Linked DNA regions of Homo sapiens: region 2 is linked to region 1. A link is a loop called in an ENCODE intact Hi-C map of the cell type or tissue named here. Cell type or tissue: MCF 10A. All regions are shown on one strand. Links, peaks and the distances in the headings refer to the core of each region. The heading gives the core; the rest is flanking DNA.

Region 1 (10,623 bases), core at 894-8,893:
TTTTCTGGTTCTTGATTGTTTGGGTCTGAATTTTGTTTTTAAAACTAAGCTAAGTTTAATGTTTTTTAAAATGCTGTTTGGAATATGAATAGATTCCCCGTAAAATGATTTTTCCTAAGTTTTATGCTTTAGTAAATATTCAGTGCTCACGTCTGTGCATCATAGTGCTTGCGTTTAATATGATTTATTGTAGAATCTCAACTTTTCTTGGTGTTTGTTGTCTTTGAAACATTGTCTTGGTCATTAGGGCTGGTGTTTTCACATTTCTGTGGTCAAGGTGGATTTCTTATGTGTGCCTTTTTGCTTACTTTGTATATGAATTTTGTAATTTAAATTGCAAGTAAGTTATATATATGTATTTACCATAAATAGTATTAAAAGATGAGAAACTGTTAGACTGAAGTTCTGTTGTAACATAACCATTATTTCCATCACAGTATGAAGACTGCAAACGCAGAAAACAGATTACAGTCTCTTATCCATTTTTTGAAATCCAAAAACTACGAAAACAAAAGATTTTCTGTTGTTGAGCTAATTAAATGTGAACCCTGACCAGAATTGCTGCCTTCATTTTGCACTTAGTGTGACTAAACTGTTTCCTGTTGAACTTCATTATTCATTGCACAGTTGCCACAGACTTTGCTGAGGGTTTTATGTAATACAGGGTATATATGTACCTCATAAAGTGCATACAGCTCTGAATCCCAGATATGTCTGTCTCCAAAGAGTTCATATAAGGGATTGTAGGAACTGTACTAGCATACACAGGCCTAATGCTTTTGTCTGTAACTGGGGTGTCTTGACTGAAAAACCTGTTATTGTGAATCCTTTGTTGATTGAATTTTAAGTTCCCCCATCTTTTTAGGCTGAAGCAGCCACAAGAAAAAAAGGTATGGCCCACATTTCTTTACATTCTGTTGTAATAGTGGACTCAACAATTATATCCCATTGAAGCAAATACTCAGGCATCCTAGAGTGTACAATACAACATTCTTTTGAGTTATTGTTTCTGTATCAGTACTTAAAGGAACATTGACCAATTAGATCCTATAGGAAAAGCTGGGATTGGCATGAAGTAAAGAGATTATCAGGAAACATCTGTTCATTATGTCTATCGTGATTGTCTATTGAATGAATAGTAATGCTGCCAAAAGTAACTTGCTTTAAACAAACCCCAAGAGATTATAGTATACTTAAACCAGTACTTATTCCTGTTATTGAGACCTTCACGGTGCTTCTTGGTAGCTTTGAAAGCTAATGCCTAACAACCCTGAGGGTTCTTGTGAGCTTGTAGTGATTAAAGGAAGGATTTTTTAATTATTATAAAAATCACTCCGTGCTTCATTAATGCACAGAATAAAAATTGAATAAATGACTCTGTCATATAGAAGTTAATTTAGGCAAATATAACATTTGTAATTTACAACATTTTAATAGGTGCTAGGCTGGGATTTCAGGGGGTGAAAAGTCATTCATGACTTTTCATAAGAAGTTTACTGTTTAGGTAAGCAAAACAACACTTAGTTCAGCTTGATACTCAAGCATCGGGTTAAAAAGCATCAGACTTCTGTTACCAGACAACTTATAAGTGCCAACTATTGGTAGAACTGTGGACATGAAGATAGTGGAAACAGCTTCTCTAGGATGCTATACTCATCTCCACCAAATGCACTTTGAACAAAAACAACTTGTAGAAATAGGTCTTAATTTTTTTTGTTTGTTTGTTTGGTTTTTTTACAACATGCTGTACTGCTCTCCATTGGTAAGTGCTAGGGAAAATCACTTAGCCACTAGAGGGAGCTATAACACAAAATTAAGCAGGAAATAATCCCCATTATAGATACATAGAACAAAGTAGAGACCAGCTAACTACCTTGATCCTCTGTATCAGCTCTAAAGTTAGATGGTTTGGGTAAGTTTTCTTGCAACTTTACCTTTGTCTTCCCATCTTTTGTGTAAAATTCTTCCCCTTTTCAGCTTTTGCATCCATTTAGGTTTTCAGAGTTTACCTTACAGGCACTCATTTTGTAACAAATCTAGGTTCTGGGACTAAGAAAATACTGAAGACATAAGTCTGCTTGTTTTTCTGCCTACCTTGTACATCAGGTATGGAATAATAAGGCCATGAATGTGAGAATTGGGAACAGGAGTTAGGTGTGCTGGGGAAAACTAGACATAACAATTTGGTTATGAACTAGAAGAAATGAATATGCTTTTAGAGACCTGCAGTTTGCTTTTATGGAGTGACAGTTTCAGGTGTGATGATCTTCTCAGTATTACTAAGAGGTTCTTAAAGTTTGTCTTAAAATCCTACTTATGTGTCAGCTTAGCTGTTTTCTATTTTCTAGGCCTCACTTAAGTAGCAGGTTGTCTTGTGATCAAAAAGTCAGTAGACACAGTAGTTAATGCCATATTAACAGCTGAAAATTACTGAAAATTTAACACTTTTAGTATCTGTCATTCCCATCACCGCTTTCTCCCCAGGTTTCTTTTATAAAAAATGGAAAGGACACAAACTTGTCTCCTGTTTACAGTATAAATTGTCATTGAGAATACTAAACCTTTTAGGCCCATATGATGGGATTTAGTCATCCAGAAGACAGGTGTGGGACAACTGGCCTTAAAATGTTAATTTTAGAAAATCAGTCTGTTTCAAAGAATAAAGCACTAAAAGTGGACAAAGTGGACTTCTTGTGGGGGGAAAAGTAATCAAGTTTACACAGTAGAGATTTCCCTGCCTGCTAAGGTAACACTAAGTAGCAAGGAAAGCTACAGAAGGTAGTTACTGTTAACTAGTAGTCTTGCTGCAAATTGGATTGACAGCTGAAAGGGCACTAACTAGATTGAAGCCTGTCTTTAATCCTGTAAATGTTAGCTCTGGTGTCCCTTTGATAATTTTTAAATAACTTTTGAAGATGCACTCTGAAGCCACAAATTAGGCAAATGAAAATTCAGAATTCTCCTTGTAGAAAGAAAAGTGCTAAACCTGGAGATTGTAAAGTGCTAAGAAAAACCATGGTAGAATTGTTCCCTCAGGTGCTGTGTATTAGAGGAGGAGTCTTTATATGTCATTTTGGGATAAGCTTTCAACAATTATTAAGGCTTAATACATAAGATTATAGGATCAGTCAAGCAAAAGGGAAGGTATAACCTTTAGATAGGACTGGGAAGTGCTGGGTGAATGTCTTCTACCCTTAACGGTGGTAGAAATTTGAACTATAAAATAACACCAAGAGTGACATTCACATTTTTTTTGTCTTTGTTTTTGACACAGGGTCTCACTCTGTCACCCAGGCTGGAGTGTAGTGGCACAATCTCGGCTCACTGCAACCTCCGCCTCCCGGGTTCAAGCGATTCTCCTGCCTCCCAAGTAGCTGGTATTACAGGTGCCCATCACCACACCTGGCTAATTTTTGTATTTTTCATAGAGACAGGGTTTCACTATGTTGGCTCAGCTGGTCTCTGAACTTCTGATCTCAAGTGATCCGCCCGCCTCGGCCTCCCAAAGTGCTGGGAATACAGGTGTGAGCCAGCGCACCTGGCTGACATCCACAACTTAAGGCTAGAAATGTAAAATGTTGGTTCGCAGTGTAACAAGCACATTCCAAAGAAAACTCAAATGGCTCCTTTGTACTCTAAAAATAGTAAATTTGCAGCAAGGTGATAGTCAAGTTCTGTGTCTTCAGGGTGCCACCGCATCTATGATTTAGATTAACCTAGAGATGTGTTTACTTGCCAAATAGAGTTCTTCAAGATGCTGTTTGGATTTGTCTTCCCATCTCCAGTTGCCATATCAGCATTTTTGTCTGTACCCAAATTCATATTACTGAAGTGTTAAAGCTGGTTTCAGTGACTCCAGATCCTTAAAACATGTCACTCCCTTAATATGAGTTAACAATGGGTTATATTCTACCTTTCCAATTTATCCTGTTCTCAATCACATCTTCCCCTACCCTGGTTGATTTGGTAAATACATGTATTTTTTAACTCTACAGACCCAGGAACTGAATATATTTATATTTCCCAATGAGCTAAATGCAGTGCTGACAGTTTTAATATTGATGGGCGAGATGGGAAGAATTTAGTATTCCCTAAAAGCAAAGCACTGTAGAAGTCTGTTTCACAAGCTATTCGTTAACTGGGTGGATTATTGGAGAAGGTATTTTAATACTAATAACTCCTCAGATGTGAAGCCAGAAAATTTGAATTAATCTAAATGCTAGCCTAAGTCCAAGTATAATTGGATAAGTAAATGTTGCTCCCAGAATTGGTCTTGCAAAGTAAGACCAATTGTAAGACCAAAGTAAGTGGTTTTGATGTAAGCTGTGCACACTTTCAGTACAGATCACCAAGAATTGATGACATTGTCTCCAAAAAGACTAAATAGTTGCCTCCTAGGTATCCTTTTTCAGTCATTCTCTTTTAAGCTTCTTACAGAGGAAGCTTTAAGTTGCCTCAGAATTTAGTGGTATTGCCTCAATGAGAATTCCTGCATATTTCTCTTTGGGATGGAATCATTTTGGTTGTTTTTTTGTTGTTGGTAACTATTCATAAAGAGATTAATACATAACGATGTATTGTGAAGAGACTAGATAGCATGTATATTATTCCTTGGGTTGGGAGTCTTAAGCATTAACTTTAGGACCCTGACCCTGGTCTTTAGGTTTATAGGATCAGCTAGCTTAAACAATTCTCTCAAAACCAAGAGACCCAGCATCCATACATTTTAACACCCCACATCATAAATCCCATAAGCAGCCCCATTCCTTTTGCCATTAAAAATCTCACCCCTTCATGATCACACCTAATGACTGAAGCATTCTTGAACTAATTGCGTTGTTTCTTATTTGCTTTTCTTCATGTTTTAAAAAGTGCTATATGTGCAGGTGGACATGTTGCCCTTAAGCTGTTCTCTAGTTTAATGTGTATGCTTTGTTTTCTTCAGCTACATAGTAAACTGAGAGCAAAGGCTGTTTTTTTTTTTTTTTTTTTTAAGACAGTGTCTTGCACTGTCACCTGGGCTGGAGTGCAGTGGCGCAGTCTCGGCTCACTGCAACCTCCACCTCCTGGGTTCAAGCGATTCTCCTGCCTCAGCCTCCCAAGTAGCAGGGATTACAGGCACCTGCCACCACACCTAGCTAATTTTTTGTATTTTTAGTAGAGACAGGGTTTCACTATGTTGGCCAGGCTGGTCTCAAACTCCTGACCTCGTGATCTGCCCGCTTCGGCCTCCCAAAGTGCTGGGATTACAGGCATAAGCCACCGCGCCCGGCTCCCCAAAGTCTTATGTTTTAAACTTTTTGACATTTCTTCTAAGATGTCCAGAATGCTAGTACCTGCACCTTAATAAATGTTTGTGAATAAATACATTATTGAAATCTTAGGCAGGTGTGCCACATAGCTTAAATCTGAGACACTGTGTTCTTTAGTCAGATCATGCATATTCTTAGAATAGTAACCTCAAAGGTTTATACCCTTGCTACCTTTTTTATATTTTTTGTAGAGACAGGGTCTTGCTCTGTTTCTCAGACTTTTTGAACTCCTGGGCTTAAGCAGGCCTCCCACCTTGGCTTCCTAAAGTGCTGGGATTACAGATATGAGCCACTGCGCCCAGTCCTGATACTGTGGCTCATTTTAATTCTCACGTAGTATTTAGTTTCATTTTGCAGTTTGAAGAAATAGGCCCAGAGATGTTAAAGGGGCAGGCCCAGAACTTGAATCCAGATCTTGTGGTGAGAAATTCTTGTTTTACTATCACGTTGCTTTTTAAAGCCAGCCTGCTTTTTCCAGTTGGGAGGCCTCGGGGAGAAAAGTCTGACCCAAGTGAGAAACACCTGTAATATCTACCAGATGCCAGCAGGGTGTCCCATGGTGCTGTCTTTGATCCATGTTCTTACCCTGTGTGCTGAGGGTTGTTCTAGAGTAGGACTACATCTAGTCACAGTGGCCATGTTCCAGAGCCTGGCAGCAAGAAAGAGGGATGCCTAGCTCCTTGGCTTTCCAGTGTGCAGTGCACAGCCAGCTCTCTCAGAGAAGCCCTGGCCCTCTTTTGACCCCTACTATTGAGGCTGGCCCCACAGGAGGACAGCTGGTCACACAGTGGCTGGGGCCTGGCTAGCCACTCAATAACTACACAGCAGCCCCACAAAAAAATCATAGAAAAGAACCTGTGAAAGGGTAAATGTTTAAAACATCTGCATTTGTGTTGATAGCTGAGTATACACTTAAATTTGTATTAGTAACAGATCCACAAAAATGAACCACTCTAGGAATTTTAAGTTTTAAAAGCCAATGTGTGGTAACTTCCAGTTTCCAATAAAAATGTTTGCATTACACTTAGCCTACACATACTATCTCTTAGGTATCAGTTTTTGTATTCAGCAACCCTAGTTGGTAATCTACAGTGTCAAAACTATCACTTATATGAAAACAAATGAGCAAATAGCCCTTTAAAAATTTCCTTTCCCAGTGCTCGTTACGCACTTTGTACAAATGTCTGTAACTGTTTTATAATTATTTCTTTGCAAGGCTTGGTTTCTTCAGTAGAGAAGATTCTTAGAAGTATCCCCAGTGACAGTACAGCTCCTGGCATTTAGTAGGTGCTCAGTAATTATTTTACTGAAATACTCATGCTTCCATAATAGTTCTGGGATAATTCTAAACACAAGCCATTTTTCTAAGGAGAGTCCACATTAGAGAGGTCTTTGTTTTGTATTCAAGATGATTAAAATTATGAACTGGGAAGTTAGTCCCTGGGGTGTCCTGGCTGGCCTTTGGAAATCTTCACTACATCTTTCTGGGTTGGAATTCTCACCACAGCCTGAACGTGGGGCTGTATCTGAGCTGTCTCTGAGTGCTGTCCATTTGATATATCGAGTACTGGGTGTTTACCAGGGCTCTTCAAGCCACTGGGAGAAACAGCTAAAGAGTAACCTACTGATTTGAGATGTGGATTTGTGCCCCATCCCTTTCTCCTTGTTTCCCACAGGAGTTTTATCTCAAACTCCTAAGCCATTTTTAAGGAGATCACTGGAACAAACTCCAAACCTACCCTCTAATAGTCAAGTTTACCTGAATTTTCTCAGTTCTCTCGGGAGAAGACTAATCACACATTGTAGTACCAACTTGGACTCTTCATGTGCTTTTCTTAACTGATTAGAGTTAACACCTCAGCTAAAGTGTATAGAACATACATGGGGCTTCATCAGGCTTCAGAATCAGTTTCACTAGATGTGCTATGTAGGAGGCCACGGAAAAATTACTGTAGTAGTAAAAGTTATCAGTTCTGATGTAAACAATCATTTTGTCCCATATTATAAATAAATTGGCCTGAAAATATCTTTTCATATGTGAGGAATAAGTATATGATGCCTTTCTCCTTTAAAGTATGAACTGCTAAAAGACAGGGATAACGTGTATTCTGTATTCCAGCAGCCACAGTGTGTTTCTGGTCTTTGTACCAGGTGCTCAGGAAGTGTTTTCACTGGCTTGGGTTGACTACTTGCCATCTGCTCTCTGAGCATTCATTTCTGAATGAAAGGGGAGAAAGTGAAAGGAGAGGTGGGAAGAAAGAGGAAGCTGCAGAAATACGAGGAAACAGCTGGAGGAGGGAGGTGAAGTTGAGGAGGTAAGGTCAGTAAAACAAAAAGCTAGCAGAGGGCAGGGTCAGGCCCTTGGGGTAGAGGGCTAATTAACTTCTGTCAGCTAGTTGAATAGAGCCTTGTGTGCTTTGTTAGAGACCAAAGGTACTTCAAAGGAAAAAAATCTAGATTCTTCCCTGTGTACCTTAATAATTGTTCATCAGGTCAAAATCTATCCTGTCCTCTAGGAATTCTGGTCTTCCCTCAGGCCTAGCAGAGAGCTTTCTGCCACTACTCAGGCAACCAAGGGTGAAGTGCTTCAAGTAGTATTTGTGGACAGCAGCAGGTAAGCTTGATGTGTTATTCACAGCTTAAAGAGTAGATGCTGAGTACAGCTGTTGTCCATGTGTAGAGCTTTTAATAACCAGCGCAGCAGGCCCCTTCACCTGCTTTTATGCCTGGACCAGATGACTGAATGTAGAACTTTAGGCACTTTTTTTTTTTTTTGAGACGGAGTCTCGGTTTGTTGCCCAGGCTGGAGTGCAGTGGCGCAATCTCGGCTCACTGCAAGCTCTGCCCCCCGGGTTCACGCCATTCTCTTGCCTCAGCCTCCCAAGTAGCTGGGACTACAGACTCCCACCACCATGCCCGGCTAATTTTTATATTTTTTAGTAGAGACAGGGTTTCACCGTGTTAGCCAGGATGGTCTCAATCTCCTGACCTGGTGATCCACCTGCCTTGGCCTCCCAAAGTGCTGGGATTACAGGTGTGAGCCACCAGATCGGCCCTTTAGGCACTTTCTACTTCTCAAGGTCAAGAAACATCCTTTAAAAAGTTAATTCCCTTTTCTGGAGCCTAAGCCAGATCTTATCTAGGCCTTGTGTTGCCATCTGTTAGCATTGATTTCTGGAATGGAGCAGCTTTCTCAAAGTTTGGTCTTGCTAGTCATGAGGTCATGTCAGTGTCTTAGGTCACTGCTGCTCACCTTCCTTACCCAGGGAGTATACTGCATAGGTTTCTGAACACCTGTTTTCATTATTCACTGTTCCTCTCACTGCCAAGAATGGAGGGACCCTCAGTTGAAGATCAAATTGACTCTGAAGAAAAACTGGAGATGTTTCTCTTGGAGTTTGGATAGAGTATTCACTTGATAACATGTTTTTCCCCTGCCTTGCTCTTCACAAGAACATCTGGCCAGGCATTAACAATTAGTAAATTTTTTTGCATATGAACAGTATTTTTCTGGTCATGTAGATGGGTGCACATGACACTAAACAGCATTGTTTAGTGTTATCCCTCTTAACTGGTGGGTTGTATTTGGGGTGGAGGCTGTAGCCGAGGAGAAGACATTCACCTCTGTACTCGAGAAACTTTGTGTAGGAATTTAGTTTATTTTTTTATTTTTTTTAATTTTTTATTTTTTACTACTTTTACTGTTAGCACAATGCTATAATTGAGCTAATCTTTGTAGTTTGGTGCAGGACCACCAAGTTTGTGTGACCCATTACCTACTTTTTCCATGCTCAGCCATTACCCTGTCCTGGGGCATCTGAGGGCAGTAAGGAACAGGTGTCCAAAGGAGGAATGTTGGTGCCTATGAGTATGTTTTCCAGTTGTATTGAATTTCTTACTTGGTGTATTTTTGACTTGTCTTAGTTTCTTTCCTTGTGGTCTATGCTATTTTACTTGCGATTTGTTGGATATTCTCCCTGTCATTAAAGAGTTGTAAAATGGAAGTTAGTTTCTCTATGCAAATGCTTTAATGGATGAAGCTGATAGGTTTAGCATTGATTTTTGCTGGTGTCCTTCAACAAGCATGAAGGTGATAAATGTGTTTCCATGGCTTTAGACTCATTTTTGAAGTCTTGGATTGTGTGAACATTCTTAGAAACAATAAAATGTTTTAATTAAAAGCCCTCGACTACCAGCTGAATTCAGTGTCTACTAGGAAAATGGGTAGATTTGTTACATTGTCCCTTTGCTCTCTATGACTTTGTTCCAGTTGTCAAGGAACTTAAATGGGTATTCAGGAAAAAGAATTCTTGTTTCCCTTTCCTCACCTTGCCAGTTAAATAACTCCTGGTGACACTTCAGGTGGTAGAATTGAAACACAAACCTGACTTCTGACCACATGGGTCAAAGGCAAAAGGCAAATGGCTTCAAAGCCCTTAGTGTGCTTATCCAGTTCAGGCAGTGAGGAGATAACCTCTGCTTTCCTCCCTGAGGAGTTTGGAGTATTTAAGGGGGGATGGGGGGGGTGTCACTTTGAAAATATGTTGCTTTTTCTCCTGATTGTATTGAGGCTGATATGGAAGGGTTATTTCTTTCTGGCCAATACTTTTTGGTATTTCTAAATATTGCAATCTTGATTTTTACTATTAAATTTGTTAATTGTCAGTTCTGGCTTTTTTGCATAAAGAGTTGGTCCATTAACTTGCCAATTTGAAGCTTCTAACTAGATATTCCCTACTGAAAGTTTTGGATTTGTTTTTAGTTTGTGGAGCAGTCTTAGCTGGGGACAGGTAATTGACAACGGCAGAGATACTTTCTTTTCCTAGGATTCTAAGTCTGTAATCCACATCCTCAATGTATTCACAGGACTTTAAAATTCTCTCCAAATGAGGAAGGAAATATCCTGTTGCTTTCTAATGTTTACTAAAAGTTGTGTTTAGAACAACAGATTTTAATAGGCATCTTCCTTTGTTATGTGTCATTAGCCCTTTGCCCGTTTACCTTAGGGCTCTTTGAAGGAGAAATGGATGGGAGAAAACCTGTCACTTGGCGAAAGTAAAAGGGATAATTAACTGGCTCAGAGCTTATGTGCAGAGTTCCAAGCCCCAAAGTTAATCTAGAACCACTCGATAACACCAATAAAAATATTTATTTCACATCTGTTATATATCTGGAAAATGTTCTAAGCATCTTACACATATTTCTCATTAAATCCACAGGTGACCATTGTGAGGTAGATATTTTGTTCTAATTTTCCAGATGAGGAAGCTGAGACCCTAAAAGGTTAGGTGACAGGTTATACAACTTGGAG
Region 2 (10,623 bases), core at 1,192-9,191, 890 kb after region 1:
GCCAGTGGAAACCCCAGCTCTGCCTTGCCAGGAAACCCACCCCAGCTCCATAACAATGGCAAGAATTGAAGGATGCTGCTTCCATGAAGGATCGCAGAACAGCCTCCTCCTGATCAGGATCCAGGGCAGAACAGGCAACCCCAGGGGTCCCCCTTCCCGACCCCTCAGGGCACTGCTTACTTTCCACTGGGGTGGGCAAGGTGGGGATTCCAGGCTGAGAGTAACAGAGGTACATCTGCTGGTCGAGGCTGCGCAGCGCGTGGAAGGTAGGGTGTGTGTGCTGCTGCACGAACAGGTGCCCGGCATTGACCTGGTTGACCACAATGACCTCCACGGTGATGCCATCAGGCAGCATGAGCTGTAGAGGGGAAGGGGGAGCGGTCACTGAAACAATCCTTCTTATCTCATCTTTGAATAAGTCCCGAGACCCAAGGGCAAGTCTCTGGGCTAGCATATCTTTGAAAAGGGCAACTCAAGACAACATGGCACCCAGAAGGTAGAGGTTGAAGGACTACTTTAACAACAGAAAGTGTTCGACACCCCTGTGGCTGTTGTCCTGCAATACCACGAGCAGCCATTAGGGGCAGTCTCACCTCAGGGCCAGGCAGGGAGGGTCCCACAGACACTGGGCAACCAAGAAGCAACTGCGGAGGTAGTGCTGGGCCTTGCACAGGCCTGGGCAGGGTCCACCTACCAGCAGTGCCCTCCCTCCCACTTCTGTTGATGAATCTATAAGACCCAGGGAGGGCAACACAGGAATGAGGTGGCCGCTGAGAACAAGACTCCTGAAAATAAGCAGTAGGCAGGCCCCAGGCCCTTTAGCCAACTCCTGTGGACTGGCAGACAACCCCAGGAGCCTATGGTCTGACAGCATCTACGCTGCCCTCCCAAGAGCAAGCAGTGGCCTCAGGTCAGGTCCATGGTCAAGGTCTAGCAGAGTCTGCTTCCTATTTGCTCTCCCTCCTACTGCTTACCCTCCTGAGGTCAGGAGTTCAAGACCAGCCTGGCAAACATGGTGAAATCCCATCTCTACTAAAAACATACAAATTAGCTGGGCATGGTGGAGCACACCTGTAATCCCAGCTACTCAGGAGGCTGGGGCAGGATAATCGTTTGAACCTGGTGGGCAGAGGTTGCAGTGAGCCAAGATCATGCCACTACACTCCAGACTGGGCAACAGAGTGAGACTCTGTCTCAAAAAAAAAAAAAAAAAAAAAAAAAAGAGAGTGAGTCTACGACCGAGCCTCCTGGGAAAAAACTCTTGATTCAGGAGTAAAGCATAAAGTGGTATTCAGCCTACTCTCACATATCCACAGGAAAAAGATATCCCAATCCTTTCCCTCCAGCCCAAGGGCCTTTGCAAAGGGGAAGACACAAAACTGAAATGCCTACCATCCATAAAAAAACAAAAAAACAAAAAAAAAACACGAAGGAGGACAATTTCCTTGGAGCTATAGTCAGCCCATCTGTCCATCTGTGTAAAACGTAGTCAACAGTCGTTGGCCCACAGAATTCTGCAATTCTACTCCCAGTGAGATAAGACCCAACCAGGGCCAGAGGCACACGGCAGGATATGGGCCACGGCCCTGAGAGACCCTGCAGTCAGCAGCACACAGGGGCCCTGGAGATAGCAGCTCTTCCCTCTGCCAAACTCCTGGGGCAACCTCCCAAGAGTCACTGGACTTCCGGGCCTGGTGGGGAGTATTCATTCTTCTTTGTAATTTAGGCACCTCCTGGGGAGGGGAAGGGGAAGGAGATCCTTCACCAGGGCCACTGTTAAGGCCTGACTCAACCAGAAGAAAGAACAAGCGCCATCCAAACCCATGATTCTAGTCCCACCCAGGTCTCAGGTGGTGAACGGCGACCCTGGACACACCCAATCTCCTGTCCGAACTACACCATCCTTTCTAAGCAAACGCCTAGAAAACTTAAAAGGTGCCCAGGGGGAGAGCCAGGAAAAGTAGTCCTCCCATGTGGGGACCAAGAGGCCTCTGGTTTCCTGCCAGCGCTATCACCACCTAAGCCCTGTCCCCAGAACACAGTCCCATAGCAGAACCGACCAGCAGAGGCCAGAGAAGAGAGGGCGCAGGCACTCATGTGCACTTGGCCTTCTTAGCCTGAGGTCTGGGGAGTTTCTTGTTTGGGGTAGGTTTGGGGGAAAGTGGCAAGAAGTCCGGATCACCCAGTAGCACGCTCACCCAGGATGTCATCGGCAGAGAAGGCAGTGCCAGTGAAGGCAATGGGGGAGCGTAGATATTGGTGAGGTTCAGCTCTTTGAACTTCTTCCCAATCAAGTTCAGCGCTTTGTCTACATGATGTTGAGAGCCTAAATAGCGGATGGGGGCAGGACATACAATCACTGTAAGAGGAAACTCACACCCACACTCACAAAAACACAGCCACAGACCCCACTCCACTGGACTTTGCATAGAGTTCAAGTGCATCTTTGAGGTAACAAAACACTTAAGCTCTGCTTTAGGAAGAAAGGCATCTAAGCCTTTCAAATGATACCTCTGCCATTATGATCCATGCTTTCAATGCAACAGAAGAGGCAGGCAGCTGTGAAAATGCCAAGGGGGAATTGCACACAGGGCACTTCTGCTTTGAGAGAAGCCTTTATGGGGTGGTGGGCACTATGAACCCAGGACCCAGGCCCCGCCCAACCAAGCACCCACACTTCTCCTGGCCAAAGATCAGAGTAGGGAGGGACCTGAGTCTCCCGCAGGCACCTGAAATGGGGAAAAGGCTGCAGGGAAGATACCTAATGCTCCCTTCCCTGGGATGAGAAGCAGGGTTTCCTATTCCAAAAAGATAGCAATTGAAACTCAGATGCTATTCACTTCTATTTAATATTTCAGGTAAGAGGCAATACAAGCAGCAGATGTTACTGACCTTCTATGTGGCAGATCTGGACGCTCTGGGTGTAAGGCAGGGTTGAAATGTAGATCTTGGCACCAGATGTTTGCTTCAGAAAACTCACATAGCGCCCCTGCTTGCCAATTAGCCGACCGACTAAGTGCTTCCAGAAAGACAAAAAGAGATGAGAGGGTTAAAGGGAAACCAATTCCCTGGACACCCAAAGACCTACTTCTGTTTTACACAAGATCATGCTCAAACATATTAGCTGTTACCATGTCAGCATTTATTTTCCAGGACTATTCTAAGCACTTACATTTACTCATAGTACCTGTGAAACACAGATAACTTTATCACCATTCTGTATATGGGGAAACAAGCCCAGAGAGGCTAAGTAACTACCTTAAGGTCACACAGCTGCTAACCAGGAAGTCGAACCAGGCAGTCTGGCTCCAGGACCAAGCAGTTCCCATTTCATCCCAACAATGTGGCCCAGACCCGGAAAGCTGCAAAGGCAGCAGCATCTTCTCCTCTAAAAGCCATGCTGAGAAGTTTCACCAGCACACAGTTTCTCGATTTCTCGTGCCCCTCTCCCTCAAGTCTACTCAGATCCAAAGATAAAGGGGCTCGATTTGAAAATGAAGGTCTAAGAACCCTGGGCTCCCGCTGCCAAGTGACAGCAGGCTGAAGCCTGCAGAGCAGGAGGCATGCAGAAGTGCCCAGTGCGCCAGAGTTCAAGGCAGATAGAAGCAGCCAAACTTAGCCCTTACGTAAGATGGGCTCCCACACAACCGCCAACGACCCCCTCCCGGAGGAGCTACTGGGGACATGGTCCATCCTCAGGCACAGCCTTTCTCTTCATGCCCTTTGTAACCACTGAAGGAAAAGCAGGCAGGACGGATAACAGGGCCCCCCAGGGAGGAAACCACCAAGAGACCTCGCAACCCAGGGTCAAAACAGCCACTCTGACCCAGAGTTCAGACCAAGCCAAGTCTCCACCTGAGCACAGAGCCCAGGGCCCTGGGAGAATGCGGTCTGACAAATTATTTCTGAGCCCCAGAGATAAACATCAAGATCAAGCTAATATGTTGTAAGTTCTAATAGCAAGAAGCTCGAAACCACTTAAGCACTCAGGAATGGGGGACTGATGAAGTAAACTGACATCCACACAGTGAATAATGCAGTTACAGTTACATTTTCAAAGAATAACACACGAAAATTAAATTGTTAAATATTTAAAGTATTAATTAAAGCGACATAATCTCAGTTTTGTTTAAAAACCACAGGGTGCAAGATGAGAAGGAAATAAAAGTCTTTCACAGTCACTCTCAAGGGTAGGATTAGAGCTGATTTTTATTTTCTGCATGTATTTCTATACTTTTCAAGTTCTCTAAAATATGGATTTATGCTTTGCTCAATTATAAAATACACTTGGAGCACTTGAGCAGAGCTCAGTGAAGGGATTCTGGCTGGCCCCCACGGCCTTGGTGTTTTTTTTCCAAATAGATCTGAGCCCCAGAATATGCAAGAACCACCCCCAAGGGAGACACACAGGCCTGCGAGTTTGAGAAGTACAAGAATAAGATGCTCCTGGAGGCAGCTGGAGGAATTCCATGTTGCAGGAAGCTCTCTGAGCCTTGGCAAAGTGTAGCGTGTCCTTTCCCTGCGGCCTTTGGCTGACCCAGGGCTCCTTCTGGTTTACTGTCCCTCTCCCAGCCCCCTCCCTCCCTGAGGTCTAATGGCCCTGGCCCCAGGGAGCTTTGGGCTTACCACAGAACCAGCCTGGGGGACTCCGCCCCTACCTTTGGCACCTCGATCTCCCAGATGATGAGGTCGACCTTCTTAGGGTTGGAGCCTGCCTGGGCATTTTGGAAGCTCTCAGTCTTCTTGAGACTGCAACAGCTATCCACGGAATCCATGCTGTTCCTGTCAGAACCTGCAGGGGAAGAAGCAGCAGGCACGCACACACACAGACCCCACTCAGAGCAGCCAGTAACCAAGAACTTCCCAAACTCACATTCCCAGGAGGCCCTGCCCCACACCCGCTCCTCAAGCTTGGCAGGTGACTGTCAACTTACAGTCTAGAAGGCTCAGAACAACCCCAATGAAAGGAGAACTGGGGGTGTCGATACACCTAATTTTAGCCTGTCACTTACAGTCCCACTTGCTTAATTGGCAGCCGCACCCAGCCACAGCTGCTGGAGCAGAGACACAAGTGGTGAACTTGGAAGAGACAGACTGCGCCCAGGGAAGGGGAGCCCAGAGGGCGGGGGAGGAGACACGCTTGAGGTCCACATGGTCCTGAGAGCCAGACCGATGGACCACAAACACCTTGACACCCTTCCAACTATCCTACCCCCTCAGACCAAGGGTCAGTCTCCTGTCCCCAGGGCCCAGTCCCAGGGTCATAGGTACTGGCCTTCAGCCCAGCAGAGCTAGACAAAGTCCTCACTGGCCTGCCTGAGGGCCCCATTCTTATACCTAGCGGGGACCCGCTCGTTCCTCTGCCATATGTGGACTAAAAAAGGAGAGTCTCCTTTCCCTTTGCTTAGGCCTGATTCATGCAACTCTGAACACTCTTCTGGCTCAAATACTCCCTTGGTCAAAAGACTGAGCCAAAGCTCATGCCCAAGAAAACCCAATGGGAACAGACTCTGCTCCCGACCTGGGCTGTTCCACTCTCACTCAAGAGCGTGCCAAAGGGACCGTCACAAAAAAGCGGGTCCAGATCAGCTCAAGAGAAGTGGCCCTGGCTTAAATATGGATGACTCAATCACCAGAAATAGATCACTCCTGAGAGTCTACCAATTAGGTTACCTTCCACATGGTTTCTCCAAACCCTGAGTATAATCCTTTGCCAAGTAACCCATACACTGGATGCAGAGAACTAAGGCCCAAGAGATCCTGCTCCCAGCTAAGGAAGAATCACCTTCAAAATGACTTCCCCCCTTAACACTAGGCGCTTCGAACAGGATTCATGCAGGGAAAAGTACCCCTTCTGGGGGAAGACTGCTTGGCTAGCCTGCGGGAAGCATAACAGGCTGACAGGGGCTGGGCGAGGGGGCGGGGAGCTCTGCTCACTCACAGTATCCAGCCTCTGCCCCACAGAATGGGACTGGCTAACACCTGCCATCCCGATGGCTCCCAGCAGTGGCTCAGAACCACACCCGGACTCTAGCAGGCTGCACTCAAAGGCCAGCTTCCAGCTCCCTCAGTGGGGTGGTCCCTGGTCCCCTTCTCAGCTTCAACTTCCTCACAAACAAAGCAGGGCTGACATGAAGGTACATGCGAGGCACTAACCTCGTGCTTGGCACCCACCGCATGCTCGTGGACAGTATTACCTCATTTCCACGTGCCATCCCTAAACCTCCCTGCCCATCACCACGGCTTAGGTTCAAGCCTAAACTCAGAAGACTTCAACAGGTCTGAGTAGCTACTACTATCCATCTAGAGTTGGCAGACAAGGCTGCGGGGCTTGTTAATTCAGCTGAGGGGCAGTAAGCAAAGGGAAACTCCTTTATTCTTAAAAAATAAATAAAATAAAAATCACCCATTTTCAGATGCAGTATTTTAAGAAACATTTAAACATCCCGAGATTAGGATGCATCATATAGTATCTTGCCTTCTATAATCATGACTGGCAGCACTTTTTTCTTTCCAAGGTACATAAAAACAGTAGTGTCTTAACAGCATCTTGGAGGTGACAAAATGTAGCGTGTGGTACAAACTAGATGCTGCTGAAAGTGGTAAAATTCCCAATAAAGATTCCCAACCTACCCGGAGCTGAAATGGGAGGGAATGGCTCCAGGACAAACAAGTCAGAGAGCCACTCGGGATATTCGTGGCCTCTCTCCATGAGATAAATGAAAACACCCCAGGGTGCCTGCAGAAGCAGGGTCAGGAGCTGCTGACCTGTAAGTTAGCGGTCTGAACTGTCTACGCTGGGGTCAGCACTCGAAAAACCCAGGACACCTCGTTATCAAAGTGCCCCGCTTTCCCGGGGGTGGAGCTGCAACTGCACAGAAAGAAAATGGCTGAGGCTTTCTGCAAAGGTGACAGCGACAACTCAGGAAGCTCAAGCCTCCCACAAGTATTCAAAGCTGTGGCCGTTCTTTGGGCACTTACCCTGTAAGAGCTTCTGGAGAAGGAAAGCAGGTGAAGACATGGGAACAAGCACATGATTAAAAGGAAATAAAAACCATTCAAAACACTCACACCCATACCTGGCACTCAAGGGAAGTAAAGCTAAGGAGGCCTCTCCATTAAAACACACACACACACGCACACACAAAGAGGTTAGTGTTTAAAAAAGAAAAAAAAATGGGCTGGGCATAGTGACTCACACCTATAAACCCAGCACTCTGGGAGGCCGAGGGCGGAAGGATCACTTGAGCCCAGGAGTGCGAGACCAGCCTGGGCAACAAAGGAAGACTCCATCTGCACCAAAATAATAATAATTTTTTTAAACAAAGAAAAAGAGGCACACTAATGTTAATCAGCGAGCCCAACTTGGCGCTAGTTCCTTGGGAAGGGCTCACTGGGGAAGGTCACCGGTTGAGGAACCAAGTTACAGCTCCCATGACTTGGGGTTTCAGGGCAATCTAACTCCTCAGTTACCCACCAGCTCTACGCCGTGTCCAGACCTCTGCAGGTTGCGATAAAGAGCTGAAGAGCACTATGACTTTGCTGCACAAGTAGCAGAAGGGAGAGGCAGACTGGCAGCCTTTCTCCAAGAAATACTGGGAGCGCCCCATCCTCTAAACGAACCCGAGACCCTCCTACCTCCTGAATGATCTGCTTCCGCATCCATGGTCCATCCATCCTCAGCCCCCAAGTCTGACAACTCCCCCTTCAGCACCCCATTGCTGAAGGGCACAGTACTTTCTGGCAGTGGCGGGGTGATGGCCTTGTCCCTGGGGCTCGAGCTGGTCTCTGTGCAAGAGTCTTCAAGCCCTGAAGTGCTGAAAGAATCTGAGCAGTGTCCTGGAGAAGCCACCAAAGGGACACTTTGGCTGCTGTCTGACATGCAGGTGACACAGGTGGCATCTTCCACCAGGATGCCTGCCCGGTCCGGCAACTCTTCACTGGGGGTGGTCAGTGCCAGGCAGGAGGCCAGGGAGATGTGGTGTGCAGAGATATTTGGCTTACTGTCCTTGGTGGGGCTGGACAGAAGGCTCTTCAGGCAGCTCACGTAGGTCTTTGGTGGTGGTGAGCCCTCTGCTGGTAGGCCTGGCAAGGGGAGGCCAGCATCCGGCGGGGCAACAGCTGCCTCTGCTGTGGCAGGCTCCGCAGTGTCTGGGCCCAAGACAGTTTTCTGGTGAACTGGGACACAGCTCTCTTCCTTCTGCCCTTGGAGCTGACTGGCCTGACACACACGACCTGCAACCTTGCCAACCGTGGTGGCCAGCACCTGTTCGGTTGCTTCTGAGATCACTTGGGAGATTATCTGGAAGGCAGCCCGCTTAATCTCCTCATTTCTATCCAAGCCCTCCTCATTTCTATCCAAGCTCTCCTCATTTCTATCCAAGCCCTCCTCATTTCTATCCAAGCCCTCCTCATTTCTATCCAAGCTCTCCTCATTGCCCAGTTCTCCCTCGACACCTCTATCCTGGGCTTTGGCGTCTGCGACTGGGGGTGCTGGCGCCGCATCGTCCTTTGCCAGCTCTGTGTGAGCCGACTCGATGAACCTACTTGGCAACTTCTCTGCTACATACTCTTCCTCCTGCACTGGCCCCACCACCTGGGATGAGCTGCTCTTCCCCTTATCTTCTTCCCCCTCTAAAGAGGCCAGGCTGGGGCCCTTGCTGTTCTCCAATTCCAAGACATGCTCCCGAGACAACAGAGCTTCTTCAAGCACCTTTTCCCCCAACACGGCATCACCAGTCCCTTCGGCCCCACCTGTCTCTCTTGCCCTCTCCCCAGAGCTACGCTTCTCTGCGGGGACTACGGGGTAGCCTGGCTGGACCTTCCTTGGCACCCTGCTGAAGGGGGAATCTTGCTTACACACCTCAGCTGATTTGCTGGAGAATAGTACACCCTTTGGGGATGAAAGGGGGCACTCTAGAGGAATCGATTTGGCTTCACCACCTGTCAGGGCTAGCTCCAGCTTTGTACTGTCATCTCTGCGTGTTCCTGGTCGCAATCTCATGTCTGTGGTGTTAGGAAGAATGCCCGAGGACTCTGATCTTCGGCAAGGTGGGTGTGTCTGGAGCAATGCTGGGGGCTCTGCAGGCAGCTTGCTCACGGTGGACAGTTCCTTTTCTGGAGGCTCTGTGACACTGGGGGGTGTGGACACTACTTTGGGACAGACGTCTTCCACGGGGAGAGGTTCCTTGATGGCAGGGTCAGCCCTCAGCTGCACAGCACCAGCCTCCACCTGCTGCTCATCATGGCTGCTGACATGGCCTTTTTTACGAGAGAAAAACCACCACCAGCCGAGGAGCGCCAGCATCCCAGGCAATGCCAAGGGGAAGAGCGAACGGAACTGGATTGCCATCCTGGAGGCTTGAAGTAATTACACCTGGGGAGAGCAGGAGAGCGGGGAGGAGGGATGTTACAGAGCCAGGTAGGAGGATACTGGCAACCGCACATGCAAGACAGTCAACAGGGTAGAGCTGGAGCCATCTCCTCCGCCTTCCCTGCCCTCCAAGAGGAGCACACCTCTCAGCTCGTACCAGTCCACCCTCTGTGTGATCCACTGGGGGTCAGTGGCCAGGAAGAGGCATCTTCCCCTCCATGCTCCCCAACTCACGCACCCTCTTGAAACAAACCGAGCATTCTATTCTTTAACCCAAATCCCTCCCTTCATCACTTCATGATGCCAAATTCTCTCTATGTTCCCCAAAAAGGGGCTAGCTCTGCTCAGTGTGGCTCAGTTCTCTAAACTCACAGAACATTTTTTTCTATCAAGTGGCATCAGAGCATTTCAAACCCCCATGGAATCCACATGTGCATGGTTCCCTCACATCTACCCATAAAATCATGAGTCAATGAAATGGAACTTTGTTACTCAGCAATTAGAGACAGTGAGAATGAAGGAGGAATAAAATTCCCAATGGCTAAGGAGATGCTCCAGGGTGAGGGACCAACACAGCAAACTGCAGCATGAAGGTCCAGGTCAGACTTGGAAGATTCAAATACAGGCGCTCCCTGATCTTCCAAGGCTCAACTGAGAATTTTTCAACTTTACAATGGTGGGAAACAATACCCATTCAGTGGAAACTATACTTCCAATTTTGGATTCTGATCTTTCCCTGGACTACCAATAGGTGATGCGCTACTCTCTCGCAATGCTAGCTCCCAGTCATCCACTCTATCACAAGGGTGAACAACGGGCACTCCAGAGTGGATCGTGTTGCTAGGTGATTTTGCCCCACTGTAGACGACTGTGAGTCTTCTCAGCTCATGTAAAGTAGCCTAGGCTAAACTATGGTGTTCAGTAGGTTAGGTGCATTAGATGTATTTATTTTCGATTTATGCTATTTTCAGCTTACAATGGGTCTACCAGGATGTAACTCCATTGTAAGCTGAGGAGCATCTGTACCATCGTGGGGTCAGTGAGGGTGTCCTAGGGCCCCACTGCGTAGTCTGGACTTTATCCTGCAGACAACAGAGAACCAGCATAGGTCTGCAAGGCACACACATCAAATTGTTTCTAGAAGGCAATTCTGGGAACAGGATGAAAAGTGAATCGAGGCTGGGCGCAGTGGCTCATGCCTGAAGCCTGAAATCCCAGCACTTTGGGAAGCAGAGCTCGGCAGATCACCT

What was found. Hi-C counts contacts between places; a loop is a spot of excess contacts. Peaks named below come from ENCODE experiments on the same cell type or tissue, not always from the same donor. Only the 100,000 strongest peaks of a DNase experiment are listed, where the experiment ranks them.
Region 2: a loop joins it to region 1, with 5 times the contacts of the local background. A loop is called at or near these places in 6 of 110 quality-filtered maps.

What each region holds. Positions count from the first base shown.
Region 1 is chr17:57,990,854-58,001,476 of GRCh38, reverse strand. It overlaps SRSF1 (serine and arginine rich splicing factor 1), which reads left to right. Exons shown (of 4, transcript NM_006924.5): 4 at 1-558. LOC101929185 (a long non-coding RNA gene) reads right to left here. Exons shown (of 1, transcript XR_001752716.3): 1 at 10,443-10,623. Among named protein-coding and RNA genes, the nearest start is that of VEZF1, 7.9 kb to the right of the region's middle. RefSeq lists an enhancer at 5,753-5,802. In MCF 10A, for the core only: CTCF peaks have their summits at 1,793 (motif pointing right) and 5,866; DNase peaks (open chromatin) are centred at 1,796 and 5,866.
Region 2 is chr17:57,104,194-57,114,816 of GRCh38, reverse strand. AKAP1 (A-kinase anchoring protein 1) reads right to left here. Exons shown (of 11, transcript NM_003488.4): 2 at 7,639-9,376; 3 at 4,659-4,792; 4 at 2,893-3,019; 5 at 2,199-2,326; 6 at 181-358. The coding sequence starts at 9,352. Among named protein-coding and RNA genes, the nearest start is that of AKAP1, 24 kb to the right of the region's middle. RefSeq lists a silencer at 455-749 and an enhancer at 5,347-5,948. In MCF 10A, for the core only: a CTCF peak has its summit at 4,662; a DNase peak (open chromatin) is centred at 7,216.